Linked DNA regions of Homo sapiens: region 2 is linked to region 1. A link is an interaction called in ENCODE POLR2A ChIA-PET data of the cell type or tissue named here. Cell type or tissue: IMR-90. All regions are shown on one strand. Each heading gives the region's core, and the rest is flanking DNA. Links, peaks and the distances in the headings are about the cores only.

Region 1 (8,656 bases), core at 537-8,536:
TTCTTTTATGGTTACTGTTTTCTGTGACCTGCTAAGCAAACTTTGCCTATCCCAAATCATGAAGATACTCTTCTGAGGTTTCCTCCGAAAGACATATGGTTTTACCATTTCCATTTAGGTATGTGATCCATCTCAGATTAGTTTTCATATATGGTGTGAGGCACAGGTTGAGATTCATATTTTTCCATGTGGCACCACTTGTTGCATCAACTTTCCTTCCCCCACTAGATTGCATTGGTGCTTTTGTAAAAAATCACATGACTATATATGTGTGTGTCTACTTCTAGCTTTTTATTCTACTTGTTAATTTATATGCCATACTCTGTTGATGATAATAGTTTTATAATAATCCTTGAAATCAAGTAATGTAAGTTCTCAAACTTTGTTCTTTTTCATATTCTTGGTCCTTTACATTTCCATATAAACTTAAGAACTACATTTTCAGCCAGGTGCGGTGGCTCACGCCTGTAATCCCAGCAGTTTGGGAGGCCGAGGTGGGCGGATCTTGAGGTCAGGAATTTGAGACCAGCCTGGCCAACATGGTGAAACCCCATCTCTACTAAAAATACAAAAAAATTAGCTGGGCGCGGTGGCATACGCCTGTGATCCCAGCTACTCAGGAGGCTGAGGTGGGGGAATTGCTTGAACCAGGGAGGAGGAGGTTGCAGTGAGCCGAGGTTGCAGTGAGCCGAGGTTGCACCATTGCACTCCAGCCTGGGCTACAAAGTGAGACTCCTTCTCAAAAAAAACCATGCAGAAAACCCCCAGACTTGGGTTCATCATCTCCTCCCCAAAATCGTGGATTTGTTGTCCTACGTAATCTTAACAGCAGGGAGACAGGACAATTTTGGCAGGGGCTTAGGTTTTTGATGTTTGTTCTTTTTTGTTTGTTTTTGAGACCGAGTTTTGCTCTTGTCAACCAGGCTACAGTGCAATGGCGTGATCTCAGCTCACTGTAACCTCTGCCTCCCAGGTTCAAATGATTCTCCTGCCTCAGCCTCCCGAGTAGCTGGGATTACAGGCGCCCACCACAATGCCCGGCTAATTTTTGTATTTTTTTGTAGAGACCAGGTTTCGCCATGTTGGTCAGGCTGGTCTTGAACTCCTGACCTCGTGTGATCTACCCGCCTCGGCCTCCCAAAGTGCTGGGATTACAGGTGTGAGCCACTGCGACTGGCCTCAAGTTTGTTCTACTTTAGACCCAATAATTTTTTTTTTTTTTTTGAGACGTAGTCTCGCTCTGTCGCCCAGGCTAGAGTGCAGTGGCGCAATCTCGGCTCACTGCAAACTCCGCCTCCCGGGTTCACGCCATTCTCCTGCCTCAGCCTCTCTGAGTAGCTGGGACTACAGGCACCCACCACCACGCCCGGCTAATTTTTTTTTTTTTTGTATTTTTAGTAGAGACGGGGTTTCACTGTGGTCTCGATCTGCTGACCTCGTGATCCGCCCGCCTCGGCCTCCCAAAGTGCTGGGATTACAAGCGTGAGCCACCGCGCCCGGCCCAATAATTTGTTTTTTAAGACAGTTCCCCATTCCAACATAGACTCCCTTACAGTAGGAAAGGCCTTCCAAATCCAAACATAGAGCAGAGTGGAGTAATACTTTCTTGGCTGTGATGAAATGTGAAAAGGCAGCCTTTGGGACTTCTGCTTCTGAGAAGATGGAGTAAATGTACTATTCCTCCTGCTAAGTACAGCTCAAAATCCTAGATTTGTTTGTTGGTTTGTTTGTGTTTTTGAGGCAGAATCTCACTCTGTCACCCAAGCTGGGGTGTGGTGGTGCGGTCTTGGCTCACTGCAACCTCTGCCTCCCAGATTCAAGGGATTCTCCTGCCTCAGCCTCCCAAGTAGCTGGGATTACAGGCATGTGCCACCACACCTAGCTATTTTTTACATTTTTAGTAGAGACAGGGTTTCACCATGTTGGCCGGGCTGGTCTCGAATTCCTGGCCTCAAGTGATCTGCCTGCCTTGGCCTCCCAAAGTGCTGGGATTACAGGCTTGAGCCATCGCGCCCGCCAACACCCTAGATTTTCTATGTAAAATAAGCATATGAAGACTGAAAGGCAGAGAGAAAAAGGCACAGTCATTTAGGGGCCTTGGGACCCAAGGAACAACATGGCTGCGAATTCCCAGAATTTTCTTTTTGTCTGACATCTTCCTGACTGGGTGCTGGTGAAGCCAGCAACCTAGAAACATCAATAGCCACAGACAAAAACGCAAAACATAAAACCTCCAAGAAAAGTCTGCTCTTTCTAGCCAAAGGACCAGGAAAAGGACAGCCTAGCAAGACAGAAAACTTCTAGACAATAATCACTTTGCTGCAAGCAAACACGACAGAAAAAAAGTTGTGGCTCCACCCTGTGGGACAAAAGCCAAATGGGGAGCCTAGACTTTCACCCTTACCAGACTGTAAGGACGTGCCTCACACCACCCCTTCCCCACACCCAGTGGGGTCAGAGAAGGCTGAGTAGGAAGGCAGCGGAACATCCCTGCTGGAGAGTAAGGAGCCTCCTCGTTCCCTGTGTCAATGGAAACCACATGGGCAGCCTGGATGTCCACCTCCACCAGGCAGTAACAAAGTACTCCTCCCCCTCCTCTCTGGGGTGGTGTCAGAAGAGTGGAGAGTTTGAACTTTCACCACTGTTCCATGGTAATGAGGTCACCCTGATACGATGGCGTCAAGGGAGGCAATAATGAAACACCTTCAACCCTCCTAACCAGGGTGGTATCAAAGGAAGCCTACTGGGGAGCCTGAACCCCGACCCTTGCCTGCCAATAACAAGGAACACTCCTCCCACACTCACTCCCCATGAGGGGAGAACCTGGACTTTCACCTTCATCTGCCAATAGTAAGGCAGGAGAGGTCTGCTCAAACACGGGATTTAAATAATATTTGGAATCTTACAACATCATGCCCAAAATGTTCTGGTTTCAAAAAAAAAAAAATCACTTGTTATACTGAGAACCAGGAAGATGTCAACTTGAATGAGAAAAGACAATTAACCTAGATGACAGAGTTGCTAGAATTATTTGACAAGATTTTAAAGCAGCCATTCTAAAAATGCTTTGGCGAGCAACTACAAACATGCTTGAAACAACAAAAAAAGTAGAAAGTCTCAGCAAAGAAATCAAAGATATAAGGGAGAACCAAAGGGAAATTTTTGAACTAAAAATTGCAATAACTGAAATAAAATACTCAAGGCATATGCTCAGCAGCAGAATATAGACAGAAGAAAGAATCAGAATTTGAGGATCAAATAGAATTTACCCAATCTGAACAACAGAGAAAAAAATAGACTAAAAAACAAACAAACAAACAAACAAACAAAAAGAACAGGGCTTCAGGGACATGTGAGACTGCTGTAACAAAAAATCTAATACTCAGACCATGGGTGTTCCAGAAGGAGAGGAGAAAAATGTGGAACTGAAGAAATTATGGCTAAAAGCTCTGAAATTTGGCAAAAGACAAAAACCTACAGCTCAAGAAGCTGAGAAAATCCCAAACAGGATAAACCTAAAGAAATCCATGCCAAGGCCCATCACAGTCAAACTTCTGAAAATTAAGACAAAGAAAAAAATCTTGAAAACAGCCAGACAGAAACAACATGTTACCTATAGGGGAAAAACAATTCGAACGAACGTGGATTTCTTATCAGAAACCATGAAGGCCAGCAGGAAATGGCAAAACATTTTTCAAGTGCTGGAAAGAACTTTCAATGCAGAATTGTATAGCCGAAATATTCTTCAGGAACTTTTCGTTCCTTTTCGGAAATCAAGATATACTCTGATGACAAAAAACTGAAAGAATCTGTTGCCAGCTGACTTGCCCTAATGAATAGCTAAAGGAAATTCTCTAAGCAAAACGAAAATGAGAGAAAAAGAAATCTTGGCCCATCAGGAAGGAAGAAAGAATGATAAAGCCAAAAGCATGGGTAAATACAATAGACTTTTGTTCTCTTCTTGAGTTTTCTAAATTATATTTGACAGTTGAAACAAAATTATAATCTTGGCTTATGCAGTAGTTCTCAATGTATGTAGAGGAAATATTTAAGACAATTATATTATAAACGGGGGAGGATTGAGAGTTATAAAAAGAGGTAAAGTTTCAACACTTCACTCAAACTGGTAAAATGTTGACAACCGTAGAATAAGTTATATATATATATATAAGGCGATCCTTAGGGCAACCATTAAAGAGATACACCCAAAGAACACTAAAGCTAAATCAAAATAGCATTCTAAAAAATGTTTAAGCAATCCACAGGAAGGCAGGAAAAAAAATCATTCTGGTGGCAGATGAGAGGCTGATGGGAGTGGCGGAGGGAGTGGAGTCACAGGGTGCATTGGGGATGGGTATAGGGTGAGGAACCTGCCAGGCTCTTCCACAAAACTTTGCCTTGGTGGATTGGTTTATACCGGTGCTGTTTATGCTGGTACTCAGAGAGCTCTTCTTGAAGCCAGCAGGCTGATCAGCCATCACACCAGAAGGAGCTCCCTGCAAAGGGTTGGGCTTGGCTGACTTCAGTACTGGCAGGATGGTGCCTTTGCGTTCTGATTACAAAAGCCAGAAGCACCACTTTGTGTGTGGTCTATACTGCTGGTAAAATGGAATTAAGATGGCTTTGAAAAGGGCCTTATGCAACATTGGCAAGGGGGAGAAGCAAGTTCAATACATTTGGAGCTGTGCCCCAGATGCTTAAGCAATATTTGGGTTCAAAATCAGAAAACCTTGGCAAACTTTTCCTACAGGATTATTACAGAGACCTATTTTAACAGGCATCTTCAGTCTTTCAACGATTCGAAAGAAAATGAATACTGATGAAAACTGACTTGCAGAGTAGTTCAACTTCTCTTTCATTTATTGAGGGCAGGAGTTCTGTATCTTTTCAAGTAGGCGGTGAGCCCCCAGATCTTGTAGTAGACCACCTCCTAGGACCTGCTGGCTCTCTGCTTCTGGCCTCTTCAATCCTGAGTCTCCCAGAGAATACTTCTGAAGACTTTTCATTATAGTTGCTTATAATTTTTACACTTAAAAAAAAGAAAAAAGATAGCTGGAGGGTTTTTTTTAATTTTAATTTTAATTTTTTGAGACAGAGTCTCACTCTGTTGCCCAGGCTAGAGTGCAGTAGCACAATCTTGGCTCCCTGCAATCTCCATCTCCCGGGTTCAAGCGATTCTCCTGTCTCAGCCTCCCAAGTAGCTGGGATTAGAGGCGTGTGCCACCACGCCCGGTTAATTTTTTTATTATTAGTAGAGACAGGGGGTTTCACCATCTTCCCCAGGCGAGTCTCGAACCCCTGACCTCAAGTGATCCACCCTCCTCAGCCTCCCAAAGTGATGGGATTACAGGCATGAGCCACAGCACCCGGCCAGCTGGAGGTTATTCATACATTACATGTCATTTACTATTCCAAATGCTGTTTTAATCAGTTCAACATGAAAGCATCTTAATATTCTCAATAATGGCACTGATTATGGATTAAAATTCATATTCAGAAAAAGAATAAGCTAGGCAATCTCCCCTTAAAGACACAATATGTAGATGATTAAATCTAGCAGGTTTGTGGAAAATTGATATTTTCACAATATAAAGTTTTTCGGTGTAAGTTTCCTTGCATTTCTATTAATAATATCAATCGTATTTTACAGCTTTCTCTGTTGAGTTCTTGCACAATTATGATAGATTTAAGTATTTGCTTCTTTTGTGCTATTATAAATGATTTCTCTTAAAATTTCATTTCCTGGCCAGGCGCGGTGGCTCACGCCTGTAATCCCAGCACTTTGGGAGGCCGAGGCGGGCGGATCACGAGGTCAGGAGATCAAGACCATCCTGGCTAACACAGTGAAACCCCGTCTCTACTAAAAATACAAAAAAATTAGCCAGGCGTGGTAGCGGGCGCCTGTAATCCCAGCTACTCGGGAGGCTGAGGCGGGAGAATGGCTTGAATCCGGGAGGCGGAGCTTGCAGTGAGCCGAGATCGCGCCACTGCACTCCAGCCTGGGCGACAGAGCGAGACTCCGTCTCAAAAAAAAAAAAATTCATTTCCTAATTTTTTTATGGCATATAAAAATGCAACTGATTTTGTATACTAACGTTTTATCCTGCACTTTGGTGACCTTCCACATATACAACTTTCCATATACACAATCATGCTTCTGACAAAGAATGAGAGTTATTGCTCCTTTGTAAGACATGATGCATTCTCGTTTATTCTTTCTTGCCTCATTGTACTCACTAGGAGCTGCATTACAATGGCAATGAAATAGTGAGAGTGGATAACCTCGTCTTGTTTCGATTTCAAAGCTTTCAATATTTTATCATTGTGTATGTTTGTTGTCGGTGTCATTTTAAGGAAGCCTATGTCTCTTTGTAGCTTTCTAAGGATTTTTATCATGAGTAGAAGCTGTATCAAATACTTTTAATGCATTTTGAGACACGTATAATTTTGTTCCTTTATTCTGTTAATATGGCAGATAGTAACATTTATTTTCAGATTGTTCACCAATGCTGTGTTTCTGAGATAAACATATCCTTTTTTTATAAAAATAAGAGGTACTTTTTGCCAATTCTATTCAGACTGCGTCATGATGAGTCACAGTGGCAGCTTTCTAGAGCTTTGAATATTCTTGATGTTATGTGCTGAAATATTGTGGAAAATGCATTCTCTAAGAGGTAATAACCTGAATTGGGAAAAATCTTTAAAAAGATTTACTGGTTGGTTGCTTGTGTGAGTGTATGTGTGTATGTTTGCTTTAAAACCAGATTTATAATTATCCATCCTTTTCTAATTAATGTAGTTATTATCTATTTTGATTATGCATTGCTACACACACACGTAGCAACGCATATGTATATATAGTCTCTGTGATCTGGATGACGTGCCCTCCTTTATTCCTGATGTTGGTAATTTGAGTCTTCTCTCTTTTCTTCTTGGTCAGTCTAGCTAGAGGTTTACCGATTTTATATTTTCAAAGAACCAGGTTTTGGTATCATTGATCTTTTTATTGTTTGTTAATTTCCTATTATATTGGTTTCTGCTCCTATCTTTTCCTTTCTTTGGGTTTAATATGTTCTTTTACTAGCTTGTTTTTTTGTTTGTTTGTTAGTTTTAATTTTTTCAGAGACAGGATCTTGGTATGTTGCCCAAACTGGTCTTGAATTCCTGGTCTCAAAGTGATCCTCCATGCTTCGGCCTCCCAAAGTATTGGGATTTCAAGCATGAGCCACCCTGCCCGGCCTTCTAGCTTATGGTGGAAGCTTAGATAATCAGTTTTAGACATTTCTTCTTCCTTTTTTTTTTTTTTTCCCAAGAAACAGGGTCTTGCTCTGCCACCCACGCTGGAATGAAGTGGCGCAATCATAGCTGATTGCAACCTCGAACTCCTTAATTCAATCAATCCTCCCACCTCAGCCTTTCAAATAGCTGGGACTACAGGCATAAGCCACCGCACCTGGCCTCTTCTTTCTAATATAAGTAGTTAATATTATAAAATTTCCTCTAAGGTCTAAACTCTGCTTTAGCTGCAAGTCACAAATGTTGATATGTTGTATTTTTGTTTACATCCCATTAAAAATACAGTATTAGCTCCTCTGTGATTTCTTCTTTGACCCATGGGTTAGAAGTGTGTTGTTTAGTTTCCAAATTTGGGGGCATTTTCCAGATATCTTTCTCTTATTGATTTGTAATTTAATTCTGTTGTGGTTGAGGAGCCCGTTCTGTTTGCTTACAGTCCTCTTAAATTTAATATGACTTGTTTTATGGCCCAGCATATGGTCTGTTTGGTGAGTGTTCCATGTACATCTGAAAAGAATGTGTATTCTGTAGTTGTGTGGGGTATTTAAAAAATTTTATTCTTTTCACTGATACATAATAGCTGTACATATTTAGAGGGTACATGTGATCATGTAATACATTCATATAATCTGTAAAGATGAAATCAGTATAGTTGAGGTATCCATCACCTTAAATATTTGTCTTTTCCAGCATAAAGCTGGAAACATTCTAATTCTTCTCTTCTAGTTGTTTTGACATATACGATAAATTATTGTAAACTGTAGTCACTCTTCTGATCTATCAAACACAAGGTCTTATTTCTATCAAACTGTATATTTGAACCCACTAATCAATCTCTCTTAATCTCCCTCTCCCTGCTACCCTTCCCAGCCTCTGCGAACCACCAACCGACTCTCTATCTTCATGAGATCTACTTTTTTAGCCCCCATATATTAATGAGAACATGCAGTATTTGTCTTTCTATGCCTGGCAATAACATGGATGGAACTGGAAGTCATTTAACATAATGCATTCTCTAAGAGGTAATAACATAATAACATTTAACACAATGACTTCCAGTTCCATCCATGTTATTGCAAATGACAGGATCCCATTCTTTTTTTATGGCTGACTAGTACTCCACTGTGTATAGGTACCACATTTTCTTTATCCATTCATCTGTTGATGGACACTTAGGTTACCTCCAAATCTTAGCTATTGTGAACAGAGCTGCAATAAACATGGGACTGCAGATGTCTCTTCAATATGCTAATTTCCTTTCTTGCGGGTATATACCCAGCAGCAGGATTGCTGGATCATATGGTAATTCTGTTTTGTTTTTGTTTTTAGAGGCAGTTTTGCTCTTGTAGCCTACGCTGGA
Region 2 (8,656 bases), core at 205-8,204, 250 kb before region 1:
ATCAATGGACTCATGTAGGTACTCTGATGTGCCGGAGTTGAGTCTCTCAGGACAACATCAACAACTGAAAAGAGTAGGTGGAGAAGATCACTGTGTTCTGGAATCCTGCCCTCAAAGCAGGTAGGAAGAGTGAACATTGCAGGCCACTTCTGTAGTTTCTTAATGAGCTTTGGCCACTTGCTGCTCCCCAGGGGACTGGGGACTATATACTCAGATGACTGTTATTTGGATGCAGCCAGTAGGATGCTTGGGACTTTGAAAATTAATAGCAGGCAGTTATCATTGAGAAACCTGACTCAACATAGGAAGAGAATGATGAGAGCCGAGAGTAATGACTGGAGACTGGAGAACCACAGTCACGGGGTTACTGTCAGAGGCAGGAATTCAGAGACTTGGTGGCAGAAATGAAGAGGAAAGTAGAGCTTCAAACCTTAGTCCCACTGGACCCAAGATCGTGACCTTCGAGGAAGGTCAGGGGCATTGTATATGTGCCCCAGTTGAGGCTGGGGAAAGGTCTTAGAGCTGATTTGTGAATACTTTTATTATAGTTCTTACCTGTGAACTGAAAGCTAGCTGCTCATACGGCCGATGGAAAGGCCACAAAAGTTTCTAAACCAAAAAGCGACAAGATCTGAATCGACTCAGAGAAAGATAAGACCCCTTGGAGGTCAGAGGGGTACCAGATAGGAGGCTGTTGGAGTGATGGGACGTGAACTGAGGTAGTGGGGCTGGAGACTCGTTCAAGCTATAGAACCCAGAGGATCGGGGAGAGGTGGAATTGGATGGGGAGGCTGGAGGGGCTGGAGTCTTTACGAGAGTCTCTGAGGTGGCTAGCCTGGGAGATTGGGTGACTCCATTCTCCGAGACCACAAATACATGAGGCAGAGCTCTGTGGGACGACATAATGAGCTATCGTGGGCTTATTAATGTGAGGAGCCTGAAGACATCCCAGTGGAAATGTCCGGCAGGCATTAGGAAATAGGAATCAGCAGTTACTATGTAGCCAGATGATGTGGCTGCTAAAACGAGGACAAGATGAGGCTGCATTTATAGCTGCATAGTATTCAGGCAGAGGTAGTCATCGACTATTTGCCAGTCAGGTCTTTTGTGGAGTGTGCCTCATTGGCTTCGCTGGCAGTGGGCAGGGAGTGGGCATATTTTAAGACTGACGTTAGTAACCCAGCTCAGAACAGGACCAGAGGGATGGACCGGGATGACAGGAAAACTGGAACTTGTGTAACAGACACTAAAAAAACTAGGTGTCAGCGTTTTCTGGAAGAGGAACTCTGGGTGGAATGATCAGTGTGTAACAGGATATAAAAATGGAAGCTTCTACAGAGACACTGAGCTACAATAAATGTGAAATTTCAGAGTCAGGTGCCAAATCGCCATATATAGATTTACAAAAGAAATGGTTCCCGGGCCTGTTCAGCGACTCTGGAGGGTCTCAGCCAGATCAAAGATAGGAAAGGTCAGAGAGCGAGAAAGGGGAAATAGAGGAAGAGATTTAGGGGGAAGGGGTAGTAGCTGTGGTGTCTAAGACCCCACCCAAGCCCTTAAAATGAAAGGTTATATGGGGAAGGATGTATGTGGGAAGGTTTTACCTCTTAACCAAAGTCTAATGAGGGATCCGTCTGAGCCTGTCTCCTCACCCCCACTCTCCCTACCCTGGCCCTCAAAGGAGGGCTTCTTTACAGTTAATTGATTTCTTGGAATGGTCCCAAGGGACAGGAGCGAGGGACAGGAAAGAGTGAAACAGGGGAGGAGGGAAAGCTGATCCGAGCTCCTCATTATTGTAGGTAACTGGGGCTTGCTATCACTGGGGACTTTCCCAGGCCATGTAAACGACTCTCAGAATTCTCTGCCTGAAGGGTGGAACAGGACAGTATTTATCTATGGCTCCCAGCCCCACTCAGCCGAGGGTTGCCCTCGGGGTGTTTGCACAAGCTTCAGAATGCTGAGGTGGAGTCTCCCAACCCAGGCAGCCACAAAGAAGCCCCAGGGCCAGAGTGAGAGGTGCTCATGACGCTGAGGGAGGTGCCGCTGTCTGGAATCATGGGGGACCCTGTCAGACCCACGCTTGAGAAGACTAAAGCAGGCTGTGGTGAAGTAGACTGGGGTCAACTCCTACCTGGGACTTCTAAAGGGTAAATGATGGGCTGGGCGTGGTGGCTCACACCTGTAATCCCAGCACTTTGGGAGGCCTAGGCGGGTGGATCACTTGAGGCCAGAGTTCAAGACCAGCCTGGTCAACATGGTGAAACCCTGTCTTTACTAAAAACACAAAAATTAGCCAGGTGTGGTGGCACACGCAGGTAATCCCAGCTACTAGGGAGGCTGAGGCAGGAGAATCACTTGAACCCAGGAGGCAGAAGTTGCAGTGAGCCGAGATCGCACCACTGCATTCCAGCCTAGGTGACAGAGTGAGACTCTGTCTCAGGAAAAAAAAAAATTTTTAATCAAAATAAATAAAGGGTAAATGACGGCTGGCTCACTACCATGGTGGCCAAGACAGGGGAGTGCTGCCACACTGGAATCACCCGACCCTTCCACAGGACACTGGGAGAAAACTTGTCTGTTTCCTTTAACTCCACAGGAGGCAGCCTCCCTAGAGTTGTCTGAGAGGCTGCTCAAGAGGACTTCTGGGGGCTGGGGAGGCCTCAGCATAAAGAAGCCAGAGGGTACTTGCCCAGTGCCCAGGGCTGAGGAAGGTGACACTCATGCCTCTGTATTCACAAGCTTGGGAGATCCCCGAGCCATGAGAATCTTTGAAGAGCCCATAAAAACTCCCAGGGGACAGAGAGTCAGCTTTAGACACCTGCCAGGCTCAGAGAGAACCTGGCCAAGGGAGGCCTTGCCCATTCCCTTACCACTCCGCCCTCCACCCATTCCCCACACTCAGAAGCTAGTAGGGATGGAGGGAAGGAGAAGGAAGTACAAGGTGGAGAAATAGGAAGCCAGCCACATCCACTTCCTGCCCACTTCCTGCTGGAGGATTCCAACTGGAAGCAGGCCAGAGTTGGGGAGAGGAGAAGTTATAAAGAATCTCTTAGACTGGTTATTCTAATTATGGGAGAGGCTACATTTGTGTCTTTGAGGATCTATGAGACTATTACCTAAGACTGAGCTGAAAATCACGGGGCCCACTGGGGTATTTATACAGGAATGGAGTTGTTTATTTATCCAGCATATTAGGGTTCTCCAGAGAAACAGAACCAGTAGGATTGGGGCACATGATTATGAAGGCTGACAAGGCCCAAGATTTGCAGAGTGACTCAGCAAGCAGGAGACCCAGGAAGAGCCAATGTTTCAGTCTGAGTCTGAAGACAGAAAAAACAATGTCCCAGCCTGAAGATAGGAAGAAGAAATTCCCTCTTATATGGGGGTATCAGCCCTTTTGTTCTATTCAGGCCTTCAGCTGCTTGGATGAGGCTCACCCATATTAGGGAGGGCCATCTGCTTTGCTGGGTCGATAGATTCAGACGTTAATCTCATGCAAAAACACCCTTACGAAAACACCCAGAATAATGTTTAGCCAAATACCTGGGCACCCTGTGGGCCAGTCAAGTTGACTCACAAAATTAACCGTCACTTCCAGGCAATGTCCACTGAATGGATTTTATTTTATTTATTTATTTATTTTTGAGACACAGTCTCACTCTGTCACCCAGGCTGCAGCACAGTGGCGTGATCTCGGCTCACTGCAACCTCTGCCTCCTGGGCTCAGGTGATTTTCCTGCCTCAGCCTCCTGAGGAGCTGGGATGGCAGGCACACACCACCACGCTCGGCTAATGTTTATACTTTTTGTAGAGATGGGGTTTCACCATGTTGCCCAGGCTGGTCTCGAGCTCCTGGCCTCAAGTGATCCGCCCACCTCAGCCTCTGAAAGTGCTGGGATTATGGGCGTGAGCCACCATGCCCGGCCCATTGAATGGATTTTGAAGAAGACTCAATAAAAGTAGTGTTTTCATTATGTATGAGTCAAGCATAGACAACATTCCAGTAACATTCTTAGAACTAGCTCAAGACTTCCTGTGGGGCCTGCTAAACCTGACCCTGACCCTTGGCTACCCAGTCCCTGACCCCTTCACTCTTTAGCCAGCCCCCATCTGCCTGACACATGGTTAGTACCTTCCTGGCTCTCAGTTTTAGACTCTGCCCTCTGAACTGCAGGCAATATCCCCCACAATCTCTGAAGCAGCATCTTCACAGTCAGAACCCTAATGAAATCCCCATTAGACATGGTCTCAGAATCATTCAAGACATGATTCTCCCCCAGTTTGCTGGTGGATGTAACACCCTCTTCTGAAATAGCCTGGTGATTACTTTTTTTTTTTTTGAGACGGAGTCTTGCTGTGTTGCCCAGGCTGGAGTGCAGTGATGCGATCTTGGCTCACTGCAACCTCCACTTCCCAGGTTCAAGCGATTCTGCTGCCTCAGCCTCCCTTGTAGCTGGGACTACAGGCATGTGCCACCACGCCCAGCTAATTTTTGTATATTTAGTAGAGACGGGGTTTCCCCATCTTGGCCAGGCTGGTCTCGAACCCCTGACCTCAGGTGATCCACCCACCTTGGCCTCCCAAAATGCTGGAATTACAGGTGTGAGCCCTGCAGGCAGCTGGGCGCGGTGGCTCACACCTGTAATCCCAACACTTTGGGAGGCCGAGGCGGGTGGATCACCTGAGGTCAGGGGTTCAAGACCGGCCTGGCCAACATGGGGAAAGCCCATCTCTGTTAAATATACAAAAAAAATTAGCCAGGTGTGGTGGTGGGCGCCTGTAATCCCAGCTACTCGGGAGGCTGAGGCAGGAGAATCGCTTGAACCCGGGAGGCAGAGGTTGCAGTGAGCTGAGATCATGCCACTGCACTCCAGCCTGGGCAACAAAAGCGAGACTGTCTCAAAAAAAAAAAGGGGGGGCCAGGCGCGGTGGCTCACGCCTGTAATCCCAGCACTTTGGAAGGCTGAGACAGGTGGATCACGAGGTCAGGAGATCGAGACCATCCTGGCTAACATGATGGAACCCTGTCTCTACTAAAAATACAAAAAAAAAAAATTAGCCGGGCACGCACCTGTAGTCCCAGCTACTCGGGAGGCTGAGGCAGGGAGAATCGCTGGAACCGGGGAGGCAGAGGTTGCAGTGAGCCGAGGTGGCACTACTTCACTCAAGCCTGGGCGACAGAGCGAGACTCCGCTTCAAAAAAAAAAAAAAGAAAAGAAAAAGAAAACTTGCAGGCCGCAATCAGCCAGAGAGGTCCCCAAGCTGAATTCTAGTGGCTTAGCTTGGGTGTGACAATCCACAGAACTAGGTTTTCTGGTTTGTTGTTGTTTTTTTTTTTTCTTTTTCCTACACAGCTTAGACCAAGGTGCCAGACAGCTTCCTTTGTAGCCCAGTAGCTCCAGCACTTGCACATCCTTTCCAGTGGGCACTTCAAGCCAGGATCTTTTTGGCTTTAATCATTTCAGGTCAGATGGAGGAAAGAAATATGTATGAGACTTGGTCTCTGCCTCTGCATAATCTCTACACTGTGTTCTGAGTGTGACAACCCAGAGAAAAACAAACTGTGTGCCTACCCCACCTTCTGTCTCAAGTAAGCCTCCCTAAAAGTGGAGCCTGGAACACGGGTTCTTGCACAAGTGGCAGTTATTGAGTGGGGGTGCTCTCAGCAGGAAGCTGTAAGGAGGGAGGAGAGAGGAGGAGGAGAGAAGAAGGTTAGCAAGGATGTGGTTCCAGGAGTCTAGCCTCAGGCCTGATCCCACGGGGAGCTCTGGAGCAGACACTGGATCTCAGAATCTGTTCTGCGCCGAAGCCAGGGAAAGGAGACTGTATGCCTCTATACCAATCAGTGGCTGAAGATGCCTAGCTCCAGAGCACCTCGGGTCTGAGTGGCTCCAATCATCTGAGGGCAAACCTCTGTAGAGGGTCACAGGTGTGAACCATCAGCAACAGCCACTGGAGCAGTTAGGGGACTGGCAGGCAGAACTGGTGAAAGAGGCCCCCAGTTATCTGGGCGGTGCTCCCAGAGTCTCTGTGGGCATACAGTGTGCATGCACTGTGGGCATATGGTCCCAGTGGGCATACAGTCTGAGTCACGTGTTCAAAAAGCAGATGGAGGCTTTTGGGTGAAGAAACTGGGAGGGAGAGGGCATCCCAGGGCTGTGCAATGGAGCCCGGTAAGGTCCTTTCCAACCTCATGCATTTCCAGGCATCTCACTATCCCAGGCACCCTTCTCTGGGCCCTTCTGGTATGCTTCTCTCATCATGTAGAATTCCCTTTCCACAATCTCCTTTCCCCTCTCTTCTCATCATCATCCCAACTTCCCTTTTCTTTCTTCTTCTTTTTTTTTGTAGACAGAGTCTTGCTCCATCGCCCAGGCTGGAGCGCAGCGGCGCAATCTCAGCTCACTGCAACCCCTGCCTCCTGGGTTCAAGCAGTTCTCCTGCCTCAGCCTCCCGAATAGCTGGGACTAGAGGCAAGTGCCACCACGCCTGGCTAATTTTTGAATTTTTAGTAGAGACGGGGTTGCGCCATGTTGGCCAGGCTGGTCTCGAACTCCTGACCTCGGGTGATTCACCTGCCTCGGCCTCCCAAAGTGCTGGGATTACAGGTGTGAGCCTCCGCACCCGGCCCCAACTTCCCTTTTCTTTCTCTCCTTTTCCTTGCAGTTGGCCAAGTGGCTGGAAGTCCACCTACAATGGGCATGCCGTCCTGGAACATCTCTCTTCTCTATCTTGGATTCGGTTCTATGGTAAATGTAGTGCGACCAGGAAAGCAGCTGTACATACTTATGCACACATTTTTATTTGAACATTTTCAAACTTTTTTTTTTTTTTAAAGACAGGGTCTCACTCTGTCACCCTCGCTGGAGTGTGGTGATGCAATCACAGATCACTGCAGCCTTGACCTCCTGGGCTCAAGTGATCCTCCTACCTCAGCCTCCCAAGTAACTGGGACCACAGGTATGTGCCGCCACACCTGGCTAAATTGCTTTTTTTTTTTTTTTTTTTGCATTTTTTTGTACAGACGGGGTTTCCCCATGTTGCCCAGGCTGGTCTTGAACTCCTGAGCTCGAGTAAACCACCCGTCTCAGCCTCCCAAAATGCTGGGATTATAGGCGTGAGCCACCATGCCCAGCCTTTAAAACTTTTTATTATGGAAATTTTCAACATATATCCAAATAAAGAAACAGTAAAATAAACCCCATTGTACTCTTCACCCCATTTCAAAAACTGATGGCTGGCCCAGTGCAGTCACTCACGCCTGTAATCCCAGCACCTTGGGAGGCTGAGGAGGGAGGATTGCTTGAGCCCAGGAGTTCAAGACCAGCGTGGGCATCATAGCAAGACCCCCATCTCTACAAAAATAAAAGTTAGCTGGGCATGGTGGCATGCACCTGTGGTCCCAGCTACTCAGGAGGCTGAGGCAGGAGGATCACTTGAACCCAGGAGGTCAAGGCTGCAGTGAGCTGTGATCACACCACTGCACTCCAGCCCAGAACAAAACCCTGTCTCAAAACGAAAACAAAAAAACACAAAAACCGATGGCCAATCTTATTGCCTCCATACCTTCACCCACTCCTCCATGTCCAGAATGCTTTGCAGCAAATCCCAGATATCATATCATTTGTAGATTTTTCCAAAGATAGCTCTAAGAGCTAAGGACTTTTATAAAAGAACATAACCACAGTACCATTAACACTCACCATAACAATAATTATTTCATATCATCAAGTATCTACTCAGTGTTCACATTTTCCCAATTGTCTTATACTTTTTTTTTTTTTTTTTTTTTTTTTTGGAGACAAGAGTCTCACTCTGTCACCCAGGCTGGAGTGCAGTGGTGCAATCTTGGCTCACTGCAACCTCTACCCCCTGGGTTCAAGCAATTCTCCTGCCTCAGCCTCCCAAGTAGCTGGGATTACAGGCATGTGCCACCACACTATGGAGGAAAAGTTAAATATTAATTTTTTTTTTTTTTGAGACCGAGTTTTCACTCTGGTTGCCCAGGCTGGAGTGCAATGGCGTGATCTCAGCTCACCACAACCTCCACCTCCCGGGTTCAAGCAATTCTCCTGCCTCAGCCTCCCAAATAGCTGGGACTACAGGAACGCGCCACCACGCCTGGCTTATTTTGTATTTTTAGTAGAGACAGGGTTTCACCATGTTGCCCAGGCTGGTCTTGAACCCCTGACTTCAGGTGATCCACGCACCTCAGCCTTTCAAAGTGCTGAGATTATAGGCGTGAGCCACCATGCCCGGATGGAAAAGTTAAATATTAAACTTGAACTCAGTTGAACATGGGCAAAAACAATGGTCACCAAGTCCCAGAATAGTTTGTGTGAGCCCCTTGAGGCATTCATCCAGCACTGTTTCAGAGAAATCTCTATTTCAATCTATTCCTGTACATTAGTTATTGAAAAACAACAGACAGGCGCAGTGGCTCACACCTGTAATCCCAACACTTTGGGAGGAGAGGCGGGCGGATCACGAGGTTAGGAGATGGAGACCATCCTGGCCCACATAGTGAAACCCCGTCTCTACTAAAAATACAAAAATTAGCTGGGTGTGGTGGCGCACACCTGTAATCCTAGCTACTCGCGAGGCTGAGGCAGAAGAATCACTTGAACCCGGGAGGCGGAGGTTGCAGTGAGCGCCA

What was found. Peaks named below come from ENCODE experiments on the same cell type or tissue, not always from the same donor. Only the 100,000 strongest peaks of a DNase experiment are listed, where the experiment ranks them.
Region 2: POLR2A ChIA-PET joins it to region 1 with 7 read pairs; 2 of 35 experiments call an interaction of 5 or more read pairs at or near these places.

What each region holds. Positions count from the first base shown.
Region 1 is chrX:41,042,090-41,050,745 of GRCh38, reverse strand. No RefSeq gene overlaps it. Among named protein-coding and RNA genes, the nearest start is that of USP9X, 39 kb to the left of the region's middle. In IMR-90, for the core only: no CTCF peak of the experiment used is centred there; a DNase peak (open chromatin) is centred at 6,595; H3K27me3 peaks cover 167 bases.
Region 2 is chrX:41,295,728-41,304,383 of GRCh38, reverse strand. No RefSeq gene overlaps it. Among named protein-coding and RNA genes, the nearest start is that of LINC02601, 24 kb to the right of the region's middle. RefSeq lists an enhancer at 1-325. In IMR-90, for the core only: no CTCF peak of the experiment used is centred there; DNase peaks (open chromatin) are centred at 3,253 and 4,013; H3K27ac peaks cover 1,198 bases; H3K27me3 peaks cover 358 bases.